Linked DNA regions of Homo sapiens: region 2 is linked to region 1. Evidence: read pairs that join two places in POLR2A ChIA-PET (ENCODE). Cell type or tissue: A673. All regions are shown on one strand. Each heading gives the region's core, and the rest is flanking DNA. Links, peaks and the distances in the headings are about the cores only. Region 1 holds the start of SH3D21 (SH3 domain containing 21). Region 2 has its middle 4.6 kb from the start of TEKT2.

What was found. ChIA-PET counts read pairs that join two places held together with the same protein. Peaks named below come from ENCODE experiments on the same cell type or tissue, not always from the same donor. Only the 100,000 strongest peaks of a DNase experiment are listed, where the experiment ranks them.
Region 2: POLR2A ChIA-PET joins it to region 1 with 13 read pairs; 3 of 35 experiments call an interaction of 5 or more read pairs at or near these places.

The regions. Positions count from the first base shown.
Region 1 is chr1:36,303,587-36,311,895 of GRCh38, forward strand. THRAP3 (thyroid hormone receptor associated protein 3) reads left to right here. Exons shown (of 12, transcript NM_005119.4): 12 at 210-1,771. The coding sequence ends at 431. It overlaps SH3D21 (SH3 domain containing 21), which reads left to right and starts at 2,782. Exons shown (of 16, transcript NM_001162530.2): 1 at 2,782-2,838; 2 at 3,012-3,169; 3 at 3,256-3,319; 4 at 3,581-3,699; 5 at 3,931-4,021; 6 at 4,184-4,239; 7 at 4,332-4,377; 8 at 4,523-4,623; 9 at 4,803-4,889; 10 at 5,962-6,004. The coding sequence starts at 2,835. RefSeq lists silencers at 2,823-2,872, 3,093-3,532 and enhancers at 3,030-3,830, 3,633-3,682. In A673, for the core only: no CTCF peak of the experiment used is centred there; a DNase peak (open chromatin) is centred at 3,435; H3K4me3 peaks cover 1,137 bases; H3K27ac peaks cover 725 bases.
Region 2 is chr1:36,075,297-36,083,625 of GRCh38, forward strand. It overlaps the pseudogene LOC100128093. Among named protein-coding and RNA genes, the nearest start is that of TEKT2, 4.6 kb to the right of the region's middle. In A673, for the core only: no CTCF peak of the experiment used is centred there; no DNase peak of the experiment used is centred there.

The sequences.
Region 1 (8,309 bases), core at 1-8,000:
AATTCCTAAATCACCCAACTGATATTCTCATGGATCTGAACCACTGGCATTTTTGGAGTGGGGGACAGGGAGAAGTGCAGAAAAGGATCAAAAGGCTGGGTTAGGGCACAGGTTCTTTTGGGAAAGGCACATTTGGGTGCGTGCAGAGAAGAGAGCTCTGGCCACATCTTGTTCACTCTGGCACTGATGGCAATTTTCTTTCCCCTCAGCATGATGACCGTGAAGGCGAAGGCAGTGACAAGTGGGTGAGCCGGGGCCGGGGCCGAGGAGCCTTTCCTCGGGGTCGGGGCCGGTTCATGTTCCGGAAATCAAGTACCAGCCCCAAGTGGGCCCATGACAAGTTCAGTGGGGAGGAAGGGGAGATTGAAGACGACGAGAGTGGGACAGAGAACCGAGAAGAGAAGGACAATATACAGCCCACAACCGAGTAGGGGCCACCCTTGACGGGATTCCTGCCCAGGGGAGAGAGGCGCTGGGAAGATGGCTGGTGAGGAGCTTAACAGAGGAACCTCAAGAAGATTCTGAAAATCCTACCCCCACCCCCCACCAGCCGCACAGATTGTACTACCGCGAGAGGCATCCCTGGCGCTGTCTCCCACTGGACAGAGGAGGCTGGCCATGGGGCCCAGGGGTCAGGCCCAGCTTTTGAGCAGAATACAACGCATTGGGCTTTAGCTGTTTTTCTCATTTGTTGGTGTGTGGGGTGGGGGCAGGGGTAGGGCGGGAGAGCGATGCTTGGATTTTTGTTTCCTATTAGAAACCAACAGTTTTGTTCTAATTTCATTTCATTTGGAGCTAAGATGACTAATTTGATGATTTTCGATCTCTTTTCCCCTGTCCTGATTTTAAAAGCCCCCTCCTTTTTTTTTTTTTTTTTCTTTTTTTAGGCATATGTAGTAATATTAGAAACATTTAATTTGGGAAACTTTGATTCTTGAAAGAGAAAACAAAAGCATGTGAATAAACTTTGAAGTGTTCACCTCAGTTTGGGACCAAACTGCTTGGATCTTTGTAAAAACCGGTTTTGTATGTCAAGGAGGAGTTTAAGGCCTTTCCGACCACCTTGTGTTCCCCTTTTCTGCGCAGCCATGTATCACGTGGAGTTGCTCCTTACCACACCTCACGTGCCCCTGAGCCCTATTTCCTGATTTCTTCTGGGCTGGACTTCCCCGTTCTCCACCAGCAGCTCCAGTATCCCAAACTTTCTAGTCCTGCTGATCCTCCCAGCAACGGGGTGGAAACTGGAGGGCAGTGTCTGGTCTGTTTTCTAAGAAACTTATGAATTCTATTATCTTTACAAATATGAGAAAATTTTTTCAATATTTTTTATTAATCTTTTTATAAAATGAAAAGAAACTCCTATGATCGATTAAGGAAGGTGGTTATGGCTGGGTGGTTCAGGGGTTTTTTTGGGTTTCTTTTTTTTTTTCTTTGTCTTTTTAACCTTAAGCTGTTTAAGTTGAAGCATTCTCAGATGTTTGGGGGGAAACATCCTCTTAAAATGGGTCCTTGTGCTTGCCTTCTGGGGAGGCGGTCCTGAGCAGGTGAATCATAAGGCATTTATGCATATGTTATATGCGGACTGCACCCACCTCTCCCCCCCAGCCTTTGCCTCTTGCGTTGTTGTGCTGCTTTCCCCTTACTTTGCTACATTTCTATAGTTAAGTTGGTTTTACTTGAATGATTCATGTTTAGGGGGAAAATGAAAATCTCCCTTAAAATTTGTTTCAACTCCTCCTGCAAATAAAATAAATGAAGTGGCAGATGTAAACGGGTTCTGTTCATTGTCATCCTGAGTGTGTGTGTGTGTTGAGGGTGGTAGATAACTTCCCACGGCAGTTTCAGAAAACCTGAAAGACAAAGGGCCTGTGGGGCCTTGCGCAGGCTGCTGGAGTCCCAGACAGACACAGTCCTTCCTGGGAGGAGCATTGTGTACCTTGGACACCCCAGGAGAAACAGATTTTTTCCACTGGTGTCATAGGCAAGGACTTTGGCTTCCTTCATCATGGTGGTGGGGCAGGGATCAAGGGATGTGGTTAGTAGGCTCAGCCTTCTACCTGAAAGAGCCTATCCCACATGGACTGGCCATAGGGTGGGCCCTAACCTTCAGACTCCTGCCGGCTGGGGACTCAACTGTGAGCAGAAATCTTGGAAGCTGGTAAAATTCATTCTCCCGGCCTAACTCCCAGGGAAAACCTGGAGGTGTTTTCTGAAACCAAACTAGACCTCTGGCCCCAAAGCAGGGGTCTTTGCTGTGTCCTTCCTATATGGGGGTAGAGAGTGGGTACGGGGCCAGAGAGGAGTACGCCTTGAAGGAAAGCAGACTGGAAGTGTCCACTCAAAGCTATTGCTGGTACAAGGGCAGCCACTTCATTCACTCAAGGCCGGTTTAGAGCGGTTGCTACTTGCTGGGGGGCCCCACCCTGGTATGTGCCTCTCCCCACCTTTTCCCCTCAAGCCAAAAGCTTGTGAGCTGGGGAAGGGTGGGCCTGGAAAGGCTCTGTGCAAATTGTAGCTGGGAGCCTCCGGGCAAAAGCTGAGGGAAAGGGAGAGGCGGCTGGCCTAAAATTTAGGTGGGCGGAAGAACCTGTGACGGAGCTGTGACCGCTGCACAGGCCAGAGACCCTGGAGTCCTCCTCACCCCGGGGTTGGGGGCCGGACCTGCTGAGCCGGGCCGCCCCCTCTCCACACCCACTCCCAGCACCTGGCCCGACCTATCGGCTGGCGGCTACGCCTCCTTTACCCTACTGTCTTGCCTCAGGTCGCACCCTGCGCGGGCCCAGTACTCGGCCGTCAGAGGGAGCTGCCAGGCTCTGGAGGGCGCCCCGGAAACCATGGGTAAGTGCGGAGGCTTTGAGGTGGCCTCTCTCTGCAACCGTGGACATAGCAAGAGCCCACACCACCCCCCGACCCCCGCTGCCCTCTACGGTGCTTGGGGACACGCCCGCCCTAGCCAGGCTGCCCGGCTGGGCCTTTCTGAGCCGCACGCCGGCCCCGTCTTCCGCCCGCAGAAGTCCTCGTCCTGGCCGGATACCGCGCGCAGAAGGAGGACGAGCTGAGTCTGGCGCCCGGGGACGTGGTCCGGCAGGTGCGCTGGGTGCCCGCGCGGGGCTGGCTTCGCGGAGAGTTTGGGGGCCGCTATGGCCTCTTCCCCGAGCGCCTGGTGCAGGTGAGGCCGAGCCAGGGGCGGGCTGTGGGGTCTCAGCGCGCGCCCCCCGGGAGCTGAGAGCGCCTTCCCCGTGCCCTGATTCCCAGGAGATCCCAGAGACCCTGCGGGGCTCCGGAGAGGCGCGGAGGCCGCGCTGTGCGCGCCGCCGAGGTGAGCGCAAGGGCGGGGACGGGCGCCGGTGGGCGGGTGCACGGAGCCAGTGCGACCCCGGCGTCTCCGGCTCTTAGTGACGGGCGCGGCTCTGGGCGGGACCTCGGGGCCGCCCTGCGGTCTGTGATTGGTTCTCGAGTGCAATGCTCCGCCCTGGGGCGGGGCTGGAGGGACCAAAGGCTACGTGCGCGCCTTGCGCTTCCCCCAGCTCCTCTGACTGGGGCGTCCGACTGGAGCTCAGCCGCGCTTGTCCGGTGCTAGGTCATCCTGCCAAACACCCGAGGCCCCAAAGATGGTGCAAAGTGAACTTCAGCTACAGCCCAGAGCAGGCGGACGAGCTGAAGCTGCAAGCTGGGGAGATCGTGGAAATGATAAAGGAGGTGAGGGGTGAGGTGATGGGACCGTTTGGGGGAGGATGATGGAACGCGCCTCCCTAGTGAGCGGGGTGGGAAGTGAGGGTGTGGACGGTGGGAATGGCGACGGTGCAGATACGGGGAAGCGCGGGAGGGAAGGAGGGAGGAAGGGGCGCTTGGGCAGAACCAAGGGTGGCAGATTATCCTAGGGACTCTTGGGGCAGAACCAGACGCCTCTGCGTCCTCCCCTCTCCCCAGATTGAGGACGGCTGGTGGCTGGGGAAGAAGAACGGGCAGCTGGGAGCCTTCCCATCCAACTTTGTGGAATTGCTGGACAGTGGGCCCCCAAGTGAGACCTCGACTCTGTGACCCTGTGACTCGCAATCTCCAATGACCCTCCCAGTGGCATGAGCCTGTGATTCACATATCCTGACCCTGTGACCCCTCTGACCCTCTCCCATGACCTAACCTGTGAATTAGCACCCTCCCTAACCTCACTGTCCCCCACTAGGCCTTGGTAACCCAGACATGCCTTCAGTCAGCCCTGGTCCCCAGCGGCCTCCCAAGGTAAGTTGGCTCAGAGTAGGCACAGAGGTGGTGAGTTCCTCTTGGGGTGGTTGGAGGCTCATCTAGTTCCTCCCTGCCCCTTCCCCCACTAGCTGAGCAGCCTGGCCTATGACAGCCCTCCAGACTACCTGCAGACAGGTGAGCACCCATCCAAAGGGTCCCCCACTCCCTCAGCCACTCCCAAGGTTGTGACTTGGTGGGCCAGCTAGGCTGATGGAGGTGGGGGCTGCTGATGGATGGGGGAGGCTTGGCTTCAGAGGACAGTGGACTGACCTCTTCCCAGTCTCCCACCCTGAGGTCTACAGGGTCCTGTTTGACTACCAGCCTGAGGCCCCAGACGAGTTGGCGCTGCGGAGGGGGGACGTGGTAAAAGTACTCAGCAAGGTGTGAGACGAACAGGGTGGGGGGGCCCAGGGAAGCCGGTGTTGAGAAAGGGTAGACCTGCACATGTACCCCCTGAATCTAAAATAAACGTTGAAATTATATCCATAAGAAGGAGTGGGACCCCGGAAAGGACCTTGGGGGACCTGGCTCACCTCCCCACTGGCGTGTTTCTTTTCCAGACCACAGAGGATAAGGGCTGGTGGGAAGGAGAGTGTCAAGGACGAAGAGGAGTTTTTCCAGACAACTTTGTACTCCCACCACCCCCAGTGAGTACAGAGCCAAGACACTCAGGTGGCAGGGGCAGGCTATTTTGGACAAAGGTGGGGATCATGGGCACTCTCCGGACCTAGCTGGAGGGTCACTAAATGAGGGTGGACCTAGACATGTGGGGGCTCCTTTTGGATTCTAATACCGGTTGAGTATCGCTTATCCAAAAGGCTTGGGACCAGAAGTGTTTCGGATTTGGGAATTTTTGCATATACATGAGATAGCTGCCGGGTACGGTGGCTCACGCCTGTAATCCCAGCACTTTTGGGAGGCCGAGGCGGGTGGATCACAAAGTCAGGAGTTCAAGACTAGCCTGGCCAACATGGTGAAACCCCATCTTTACTAAAAATACAAAAATTAGCTGGGCGTGGTGGCATGCATGTGTAATCCCAGCTACTCAGGAGGCGGAGGTTGCAGTGAGCCGAGATTGTGCCATTGCACTCCAGCCTAGGCAACAAGAGCAAGACTCTATCTCAAAAAGAAAAAAAAAAAAAGATAGCTTGGGAATGGGACCCCAACCTAAACACGAAATTCATTTATGTTTCATATACACCTTAAGCCATAGCCTGAAGGTGATTTTGTGCAGTAGTTTTAATAATTTTGTGCATGAAACAAATTTTGACTGAGACCTGTCACATGAGTTAGGTCAGGTGTGGAATTTTCCACTTAAGGCGTTATGTTGGTACTCAGAAAGTTTCAGATTTTGGAGCATTTTAGATTTTTTTTTTTTTTTTCTTGAAGACAGAGTCTCGCTCTATTGCACAGACTAGAGTGCAGCGGCAGGATCGCCACTCACTGCAACCTCCCCCTCTCAGGTTCAAGCGACTCTCCTGCCTCAGCCTCCAGAGTAGCTGGGATTACACGTGCATGCCACCACATCCAGCTAATTTTTGTATTTTTAGTAGAGACGGGATTTTGCCATGTTGGCCAAGCTGGTCTCGAACTTCTGTCCTCAAGTGATCCACTCCCAAAGTGCTGGGATTATAGGTGTGAGCCACCACGCCTGGCCTGCATTTTGGATTTCTGATTTTTAGATTAAGGATGCTCAACCTTTACTTCTTTTCGGCATAGATCAAGAAGCTGGTCCCACGGAAAGTGGTATCTCGGGAATCAGGTGAGTGCCCGGGGAGCCTGGGATTGGGGGGTGTTCTCTGGGAGACCCACCAGTCCAGTTGCTTATAAACACCCACAGCACCCCAGTGGTCCAGTATGCCCCTATAGGAGCCCCCTCACCTGTGGGTCAAAAGCTGGGTAGGAATGTACGTGAATCAATGTGTGGGTCAGTTTGTGTGTGTGTTAATATGTCAGTGTTGCTCTGTGTGTCTTGAGAATGTGGCTATTGGTGGGTATAGATTTGTTTCATTTTGTAAGGAAACATATGAATATGTCTGTTCATATATAAGACTGTGTATGTTCATGTGTCTTATGTGTCAGTGAATAGCTCTCTGTGTGTCTGTGGGATGTCTTTTTATTTATCTTTTTTTATTTATTTTTTTGAGACGGAGTCTCACTCTGTCGCCCAGACTGGAGTGCAGTGGCTCAATCTCGGCTCACTGCAAGCTCCACCTCCTGGGTTCACACCATTCTTCTGCCTCAGCCTCCCAAGTAGCTGGGACTACAGGCGCCCGCCACCACGCTCAGCTAATTTTTTGTATTTTTAATAGAGACGGGGTTTCACCATGTTAGCCAGGATGGTCTCAATCTCCTGACCTCGTGATCCACCCGCCTCAGCCTCCCAAAGTGCTGGGACTACAAGCGTGAGCCACTGCGCCCAGCCTTATTTATCTTTTAATGTAATATTTGATACATGTCAAAAGTATATATAACACATATGTTATAAAATTTAACACCCACGGGCCAGGCACAGTGGTTCATGCCTGTAATCTCAGCACTTTGGGAGGCCAAGTCAAGTGGATCACCTGAGGTTAGGAGTTCAAGACCAGCCTGGCCAACATGGCAAAACCTTGTCTCTACTATAAAAATACAAAAATTAGCCAGGCGTGGTAGGCATGCCTGTAATCCCAGCTATTTGGGAGGCTGAGGCAGGAGAATCACTTGAACCAGGGAGGGGGAGGTTGCAGTGAGCTGAGATCATGCCACTGTATGCCAGCGTAGGTGAGAGTGAGACTCTGTCTCAAAAAAAAAAAAAAAATTAACACCCACGAACACCCATGGTATGTCACCTAAACCTAAGGACTAGAACATTGCCTGTTGTTTGTGTCCTCCTCCTCTTTCCTATTCTACCACTTCCCTCACCCCAAAGGTAACCACTGTCTTCAATTTTATGTTTATGGTTCCCCCAAGTTTTTAAGTTTTCTTACAAAAGTATGTGTCTAAACACTGTATCACTAAATTCATTTTTGTTTTTGAGCTTCATAAAAATGGTAGCATGTTTATAGTCTTCTGAGACTTGCTGTTTTTTTTGGTTTGTTTGTTTTTTTTTTTTTATGGAGACAGAGTCTCTCTCTGTTGCCCAGGCTGGAGTGCAGTGGCACAGTCTCCCCTCACTGCAACCTCTGCCTCCCAGGTTCAAGCGATTCTCCTGCCTCTGCCTCCCAAGTAGCTGGGACTACAGGCACCCACCACCATGCCCGGCTAATATTTTGTATTTTAGTAGAAACGGGGTTTCACTGTGTTGCCCAGGCTGGTCTTGAACTCCTGAGCTCAGGCAATCCGCTTGCCTTGGCCTCCCAAAGTGCTAGGATTACAAGCGTGAGCCACCGTGCCTGGCTGAGATTTGCTGTTTTTTGTTGTTATTGTTTGTTTGTTTGTTTGATTGTTTTTAGACGGAGTCTGCACTGTCGCCCAGGCTGGAATGCAGTGGCGCAATCTGGGCTCACTGCAAGCTCTGCCTCCCGGGTTCACGCCATTCTCCTGCCTCAGCCTCCCGAGTAGCTGGGACTACAGGCGCCTGCCATCACGCCCAGCTAATTTTTTGTATTTTTAGTAGAGATGGGGTTTCACCGTGTTAGCCAGGATGGTCTCAATCTCCTGACCTCACGATCCGCCCGCCTTGGCCTCCCAAAGTGCTGGGATTACAGGCATGAGCCATCGTGCCCGGCCTAAAACCTTTAAAATGTTGCTTTTTATATTAGTGCTTTTATTCATGTAGTAGTGATTTTAATGAGTGATACAATTATACCTTTTTCCCTATGGACAATGAGTTGTTCCAGCATCATTTATTATTTTCTACATGTGAGTTTTATACAATTTGGGGGGTTTCTTTTTTTTTTGAGAAAGGGTCATTGGGTCTTTGTTGCCCTGGTTAGAGTACAGTGGCAATTGTAGCTCATTGCAGCTTCAACCTCCTGGGCTTAAGCGATTCTTTCACCTCAGCCTCTCTTGTAGCTGGTACTACAGGTACAAGCCACCATGTGCAGCTAATCTTTTAATCTTTTTGTAGAGATGGGGTCTCACTG
Region 2 (8,329 bases), core at 255-8,254, 230 kb before region 1:
AGCAAGACCCAGTCTCAAAAAAAGACTTTTTTTCTTAAGAATAACGCTGGGGTTCAAAATTTATAATTATAAACAAAACAGATACCTTAGTGGCTTAGTATCATGAAGTCCAATATGTTCAGTTCTCAACTGAAACAAAATTTTAATAGGCTTTGCTAAATGATTTTAAAAATAGGCCAATTCAAAAGTACCTGAGGCTGGGCATGGTGGCTCATGCCTGTAATCCCAGCACTTTGGGAGGCCAAGGTGGGTGGATTGTTTGAGTCCAGGAGTTCGAGACCACCCCAGACAACATGGTGAAACCCCGTCTCTACAAAAACTACAAAAATTAGCCAGGCATGGCGACATGCTCCTGTAGTCCCAGCTACATGGGAGACTGAGGTGGGAGGATCACTTGAGCACTTGAGCCCAGGACATGGAGGCTGCATGTGCCACTACACTTAAGCCTGGGTGACAGAGTGAGACCCAGTGTCAAAAACAAAACAAAAGCACTTGAAACTATTAAATGTATAATATTACTCTTCCTTTACTGTAACTATGTTGCTAAATAGAATTTGCATATTATATTCCAAAGCAAAAATAAAAAAAAAAAAACCATAGGAATGGTCTGATGCTGCACCAGACAGGATTTCAGTCAGCACCAGCATTCAGATGGTTTTCACATGTATTTTATACACATGTAAAATTAAGATTAACTGGCCAGGCGTCGTGGCTCACACCTGTAATCCCAGCACTTGGGAGGCCAAGGCGGGTGGATCACCTGAGGTCAGGAGTTCGAGACCAACCTGGGCAACGTGGTGAAACCCTGTCTCTACTAAAAATACAAAAATGTATTTGTATAATTATATTTGTATAAAAATACAAAAATGTATTTGTATTGTCTCTACTAAAAATATAAAAATGGCCGGGCACAGTGGCTCACGCCTGTAATCCCAGCACTTTGGGAGGCCGAAGCAGGCGGATCACGAGGTCAGGAGATCGAGATCATCCTGGCTAACACGGTGAAACCCCGTCTCTACTGAAAATACAAAAAAATTAGCCGGGCGTGGTGGTAGGCACCTGTAGTCCCAGCTACTCGGGAGGCTGAGGCAGGAGAATGGCATGAACCCAGGAGGTGGAGTTTGCAGTGAGCCGAGATCCCGCCACTGTACTCCAGCCTGGGCAACAGAGCGAGACTCAGTCTCAAAAAAAAAAAAAGAAAAGAAAAAGAAAAAAGAAAAAAAATTAGCCAAGCGTGGTGGTGCACACCTGTAGTCCCAGCTACTCAGGAGGCCGAGGCAGGAGAATTGCTTTTTGTAGTTTTTGTAGAGACAGGGTTTCACCATGTTGCCTGAGGCAGTCTCGAGAAGGCAGAGGTTGCAGTGAGCCAAGATCGCACCACTGCACTCCAGCCTCGGCGACACAGCGAGACTCTGTTTAAAAAAAAAAAAAAAGATTAACCATCTTTTTATATTTTGTTTTGTAAGTTTAATCTTAATTTTTTCCAATTTATATTTGTGCTTGTATAAAGATTTTAGACTATGAAAGTTTGCCATCTGTGGTATCCCTTTGAATCGTATTTAAAAATACATATTCATAGGTGCTATCTAGACCATTCATAAAACTATTACTGTTGTCTAAGATTCTTTAGATATTAATCTGAAAATCTGCACAAAAGTATATCACTTTACTGAATGCAGCAAAGTTACTTGCCATTTATTTTACCCTGAAGACTTTTCTTTCTTATGGAAAAAGAGTGGGTTTTGAAGATAAGAAGGGCAGATGGGGTGGTAGGAATCATTGTTTTAACCTCCAGAGCAAATCATCTGCAGCCGTGTAGTTGAAGTGGGCCGTTATTTCTCTGACTAGTATGCTATGCAAAATGAGTTAGCCTCACCCAAATCTCGGCCTTGACAATCTCAGCATGAATTTCTTTGGCCTGAGACAAGTACAGGACCAGCAGAAAAGCAAGCTGGAAAAAAGGTCAAAGTTAAGCAATTTCCTATGGAGTAATGAACAACAAAAAATGTCTGTGAGAGAGGTCAACTATTCCCAGTCACCTCCTGCTAAAAATATTATTAATATTTTAATAAAAATATTAATATTTTAATAAAAATATTAAAAATAATAATAATTAAACTCAACTCCCTTGGCAAACACTCACATAAAACCTTCAAATCTTCTACCAGACCTTGAAAGAGGGTTACTTGACTGTAAATAGCCAAGCCAGTCCCAATTTAAGACAGAATCCTTCTAATGTGACATTATATTGTTGTTGCTTGAAAAACATTTTCACGTGGACAGTTCTCACATTTCTTAAAATGGCAGTTTCCAGAGAGAAGGGTGGAGTTTGATTTAATAACAAACCTCAGGTCGGGCACAGTGGCTCATAATTCCAGCACTTTGGGAGGCCGAGGCACGCAGATCACTTAAGGCCAGGAGTTCGAGACCAGCCTGGCCAACATGGTGAAACCTATCTCTACTAAAAATACAAAAAAATTCGCCGGGCGTGTTGGTGCACACTTGTAATCTCGGCTACTAGGGAGGCTGAGGCAGGAGAATTGTTTGAGCCCTGGAGACAGGTTGCAGTGAGCCAAGATCACACCACTGCACTGCAGCCTGGGCAACAACACAGTGAGACTCTGTCTTAAAAATAACAACAGGCCAGGGCCGGGCACGGTGGCTCACGCCTGTAATCCCAACACTGGGAGGCCGAGGCGGGTGGATCACCTGAGGTCAGAAGTTCAAGACCAGCCTGGTCAACATGGTGAAACCCCGTCTCTACTAAATATACAAAAATTAGTTGGGCGTGGTGGCGGTCGCCTGTAATCCCAGCTACTCGGGAGGCTGAGGCAGGAGAATCGCTTGAAGGCAAAGGCAGGGGTTGCAGTGACCCGAGATCACACCGCTGCACTCCAGGCTGGGCCACAGAGCAAGACTCTATCTCAATAAATAAATAACAACAACAAAAAAATCCTCCACTTAAATCTTTGCTATAATTTGCCAAGTATGTTAGTAAGATGTTTAGGACTTTACATATGACAGAAGGAGGATAAAGGGGGAAAACGTCTTTAAATTTGTACTTTGTTTTTCCACTAAGAGGGAAGAAAGGCTGAAATGGAACAGATTTTACTAAAATTACAAAAATACTATTAGGGTGTTCAGCTTTGTATTTCTCCATTTTGGAAATGACTTGATATTTTAGCAGGCTCCTAAATAGAATGGGTGAATGAAATTATTATTTATCTTCTCAATTGTCTTTATACCTATTTTTCTCTTAGATTTAAAGTAAATGGAAAACAACCTCAAGTCAACAAAGTCAACACAGAAATAGGAAATACTATTTTGTTAGAGATTGGCTCCATGAAAGAAAAATAAGAAAAGATAACATATCTGAAATATTTCCAGATAAAAGGTAGTTAATAATCAAAGATAAATTGTAATCTGGTGTTTAACTGGTTTGTAATTTCTACAACTATCAGGAAGCGTAGTAAAAGAGCCAGGCGCAGTGGCTCACGTCTGTAATCCCAGCACTTTGGGAGGCTGAGGCGGGCGGATCACCTGAGGTCAGGAGTTCAACACCAGCCGGGCCAACATGGCGAAACCCCATCTCTACTAAAAATACAAAAATTAGCTGGGCTTGGTGGCGTGTGCCTGTAATCCCAGCTACTTGGGAAGCTGAGGTGGGAGAATCACTTGAACCTGGGAGGCGGAGGTTGCAGTGAGCCGAGATCATGCCACTCACTGCACTCCAGCCTGGGGGACAGAGTGAAACTCCGTCTTAAGAAAAAAAAAAAAAAAAAAAGCACGGTAAAAGAAAAAAACAAAAAGAAACATACTAGTGTATTCCAATAGGAGAGACGGATATGTAGTAGTACTAAGAAGTATGTATTTGCCTCTGAGCTTTGGAAGTGTACTCTAAACATAGGTATTTAAACTTCAGGGGACAAGATAATACAACTGCAAATGTACACTGCCCACAAAACAGACTGCAAATGTACACTGCCATAGAGGGATAATAATTATCTTCAGTGGCCAGGTGTGGGAATACCTTGTCAAGATATTATTTTTCGGCCGGGCACTGTGGCTAATGTCTGTAATCCCAGCACTTTGGGAGGTCAAAGGGGTGGATCACTTGAGATCAGGAGTTCAAGACCAGCCTGGCCAACATGGCAAAACCCCGTCCTTACTAAAAATACAAAAAGGTAGCCGGGCGTAGTGGCACACGCCTGTAGTCCCGGCTACTCAAGAGGCTGAGGCAGGAGAATCGCTTGAACCCAGGAGGCGGAGGTTGCAGTGAGCTGAGATTGTGTCACTGATCTCCAGTCTGAGCAACAGAGGGAGACCTTGCCTCAAAAGAAAAAGAAAAAAGATTATTTTTTGGCTGGGCGCAGTGGCTCACGCCTGTAATCCCAGCACTTTGGGAGGCCGAGGTGGGCGGATCATGAGGTCAGGAGATCAAGACCATCCTGGCTAACATGGTGAAACCCCATTTCTACTAAAAATACAAAAAAATTATCCAGGCCTGGTGGCAGGCGCCTGTAGTCCCCGCTTTTTGGGAGGCTGAGGCAGGAGAATGGCGTGAACCCAGGAGGCGGAGCTTGCAGTGAGCCAAGATTGCACCACTGCACTCCAGCCTGGGCAATAGAGTGAGACTCCATCTCAAAAAAAAAAAAAAAAAAAAGAAAAGAAAAAAGATTATTTTTCATATTAGAATAAGATCAGCTGACCAAATATTAATATTAACTAAGGTACTTTTAAACATTGTAAAACATTGTTCTGATTCGATGAAAGTTGTACTCTCTAAAGATTTTAATAATTGGACTTGAGGTAATCTATAACACTCGGGGAGAAAAATTAAGAACAGAGAAGATACATACCATAATACTTGACAGATTTTGAAAGCACTTAAAGCACTTATGGTCTCTTTTGGTGAAATCTCAATTACTTTAAAAAGCTATGAGTTTGCATTTTTCTGCTTCACATTTTTTTTTTCAAATTTCTTGCTTCATTGTCTATGTCTGTAGGATCCTTTTTAATCCCAGACAAAGCTGTATGGATAGTCAGGTACTTTAAATCTAAAGAGGGAAAGCAGCCGACTGAAGAATATGGCAACAAGACACATACCAGCCAGACACATCATCTTTCTCTTTCTGATGTTCATCGTAGAGGTGGCAGCCTTGTCTAACAGCACCATTCCCAGGCTAACACACATATTAAACAGGGAAATAATGAATGTTTCTGCTGCAAACTGAGCCTGACTAAATTTACTGATATAATGTTTATGTCCTGTGTGAGGGTCCCTTTGGACATATGGTTCTCCTCTTATATAAGTCCACATTTGACCAGACGTCATCACAATCACAAAGCACAGAGTTAAAACTTCGCACAAAATTCTGCAAGAAATAGATTTCCTATTCCATTTCAAGAAATACCCAAGTCCACCAATGAGAGCCAGAAGTATCCCTGGCTTGAGGAGACCATGATAATTTATTTGTAGGCTGTCTGATTCTGACGCTGACATGTGTTCTTTCTGCTACCCATTCAGCCATTTGGTCAGCAACAATATCCCTTCCTCTCAAATTATAAATGTCATCTGTTGTAAATTTCCATTGGGCAGAAAAGTGGAAGAAACTCGGAACTGACGTTACCTGGAGCGCTTCAAAGACCTCAGGGCTTTCATCATAATCCACCATTGCAAAAAATACCTTTGTGGTGAATGCACCAGGGCGTTGATAGGAATTTGCCAAGATCTGAAATTCTTCAGCAGCACCTTTGCACATGACACATGAACTGAACGCGTGGAGAGCAGCAGTAAGCATCACAATAACAGAATAGTTTTTTGGTGCATCTAATACAAAATGATAGAACATGGTGTCACTCATTCTTATCACTCTGTCTTTCTTGGTCCAACCCATCAGCTGGCTGACCTTTTTGGCCAACCCCTTCTTCCATCGGGAAGGATGTGTAGGAACCCCGGGAGCCACGAATAACAGGGCCACCACTATGGTCAAAAGTAGACGCCAAAGCCACCACACTTCTGCCATATTTGCTTACTTCTTTGTGTTATACCACTGTTGCAAAATATGTAAGCCAAAATTTGATCATTTCTTCCTGCAATTAATTTGTCCAAGATTTTTTTCTTTCTATCTTCTTCAATCCTGGTAAAGAGGCTATATCACAAATTCTTGTTCATGTCCAGTTTACAAGTCATATATTAGAGTTTACAAAATAACCTGTGGAAAAAAATACTCTGTAATGAAGGGAGTTTGGGAATTAGTGTTCTGGCTTCAGTCCTGCTGAACGACAGACTTGCAATTAACAAGTCAGGCCGGGCATGGTGGCTCACGCCTGTAATCCCAGTACTTTGGGAGGCCAAGCTGGGCAGATCACCTGAGTTTGAGTTTGAGACCAGCCTGGCCAACATGGTGAAACCCCGTCTCTACTAAAAATATAAAAATTAGCCAGGTGTGGTGGCGCATGCCTGTAGTCCCAGTTATTCGGGAGGCTGAGGCAGGAGAATCACTTGAACCCGGGAAGGAGAGGTTGCAGTGAGCCAAGATCATGCCACTGCACTCCAGCCTGGGCAACAGAGTAAGACTCTGTCAAAAAAAAAAAACCAAATAAAACAAAACAAAAAAAAACAACCCCAATGCCTGCTAGGCAGCAGCTGGATCCACTGTGTACACCTCAAACTGCTCAAAAACTGCTCAAAAGCCAACCTCATCCCCCAATTGCCTACCAAGCCCTTGCTTCTCTACTGTTCTTCCCATCCCCCCAGTGACGTTTTACAACTGAAGGACCCTTCTGGGACTTCTTTCCCCCTGGGCCCAACTGCCTGGGTTTCAATCCAGGCTGTACCACTTGTTAGTGATGTGACCTGGGCACGTCCTCACTGGCCTATGCCTCAGTCTCCCTGCCTATAAAGTGAAGATGGTAACAGTACCCACCTCATAGGATCCGGTTCAGCAGAGTCCTCAGAACAGGACCAGGCCTGCACACCTGTCTTCCTCTCTATCCCAGCCCCCCATGAGAGGCAGTGTGGAGCACAGCAGAGTGTCCTCTGGGTGGGGCCAGAACACCTGGGTTTCCCTCCCTGCTTTTTAGCAGTGTGTCTCTTTTGTTACCTAAGAAAGTGGGGACAATGCCCACCTCACCTATTAGTTGTGAAGATTAAATGTTAATATTTTTCCAACCCCTAGAAATACTAGGCAATACCAGACAATACAGTACTAGACAATAAGACAAACATGATTTTTTTTCCCTTCTTTTTTTAAAGAAATGGTTGAATATTGAGCATTGCTTCTCTGGTTTTTTTGTGTTTTGTTTTGTTTCATTTTGTTTTTTGAGACAGAGTCTCGTTCTGTTCCCCAGGCTGGAGTTCAGAGGCGTGTTATCAGCTCACTGCAACCTCCGCCTCCCAGGGTCAAGTAATTCTCCTGCCTCAGCCTCCCGAGTAGCTGGGATTATAGGCGTGTGCCACCAGAGCATTGCTTCTCATACCCCAGTTACCTCTCTCAGGGTTGTGCCCTCTCCAAACATGATTATCATCCCTTTATCATTCCTTGTATGACCTTCAAGATGGGCAAAGTTGTTGGGCAAGACAGAATAGAAGAAATGTTGTAAACAACATTAACTATCCATCCATTGCTGGAGGGGACCTGCTGGGGAGTGCACCTGATTTTAATTTTAATTAATTAATCTATTTTTTGAGATGGAGTCTCACTCTGTCACCCAGGCTGGAGTGCAGTGGCACCACCTCAGCTCACTGCAACCTCTGCCTCCAGGCTCAAGTGATTCTCCTGCCTTAGCCTCCCAAGTAGCTGGGATTACAGGCACCTGCCACCACACCTGGCTAATTTTTGTGTTTTTAGTAGAAACAGCGTTTTACCACGTTGGCCAGGCTGGTCTCCAACTCTTGACCTCAGGTGATCCACCTGCCTCAGCCTCCCAAAGTGTTGGTATTACAGGCGTGAGCCACCTTGCCTGGCCAAATTTTGTATTTTTTGTAGAGATGGGGTTTCGCCATGTTGCCCAGGCTGGTCTCCAACTCCTGGACTCAAGCGATCCACCTGGTCTCGGCCTCCCAGAGTGCTGGGATCTCAGGCCTGAGTCGCTGCGCCCAGCCTACTTTTTCTATGTACTGTTCGTTTGCTGGCAACTACTATGTTTCTGAGGCTGACCTCGAAATCCTAGCCTCAAGCGCTCCTCCCGCCTGGGTCTCTGGAGTAGCTGGGATTACAAGCGTGAGCCACTGCACTTGGTTTCGTATTTTCTATCATGTCTATGCATACCTTTATCAAAATAAAATTGTTTAGGCCGGGGCAGTGACACATCTGTAATCCCAGCA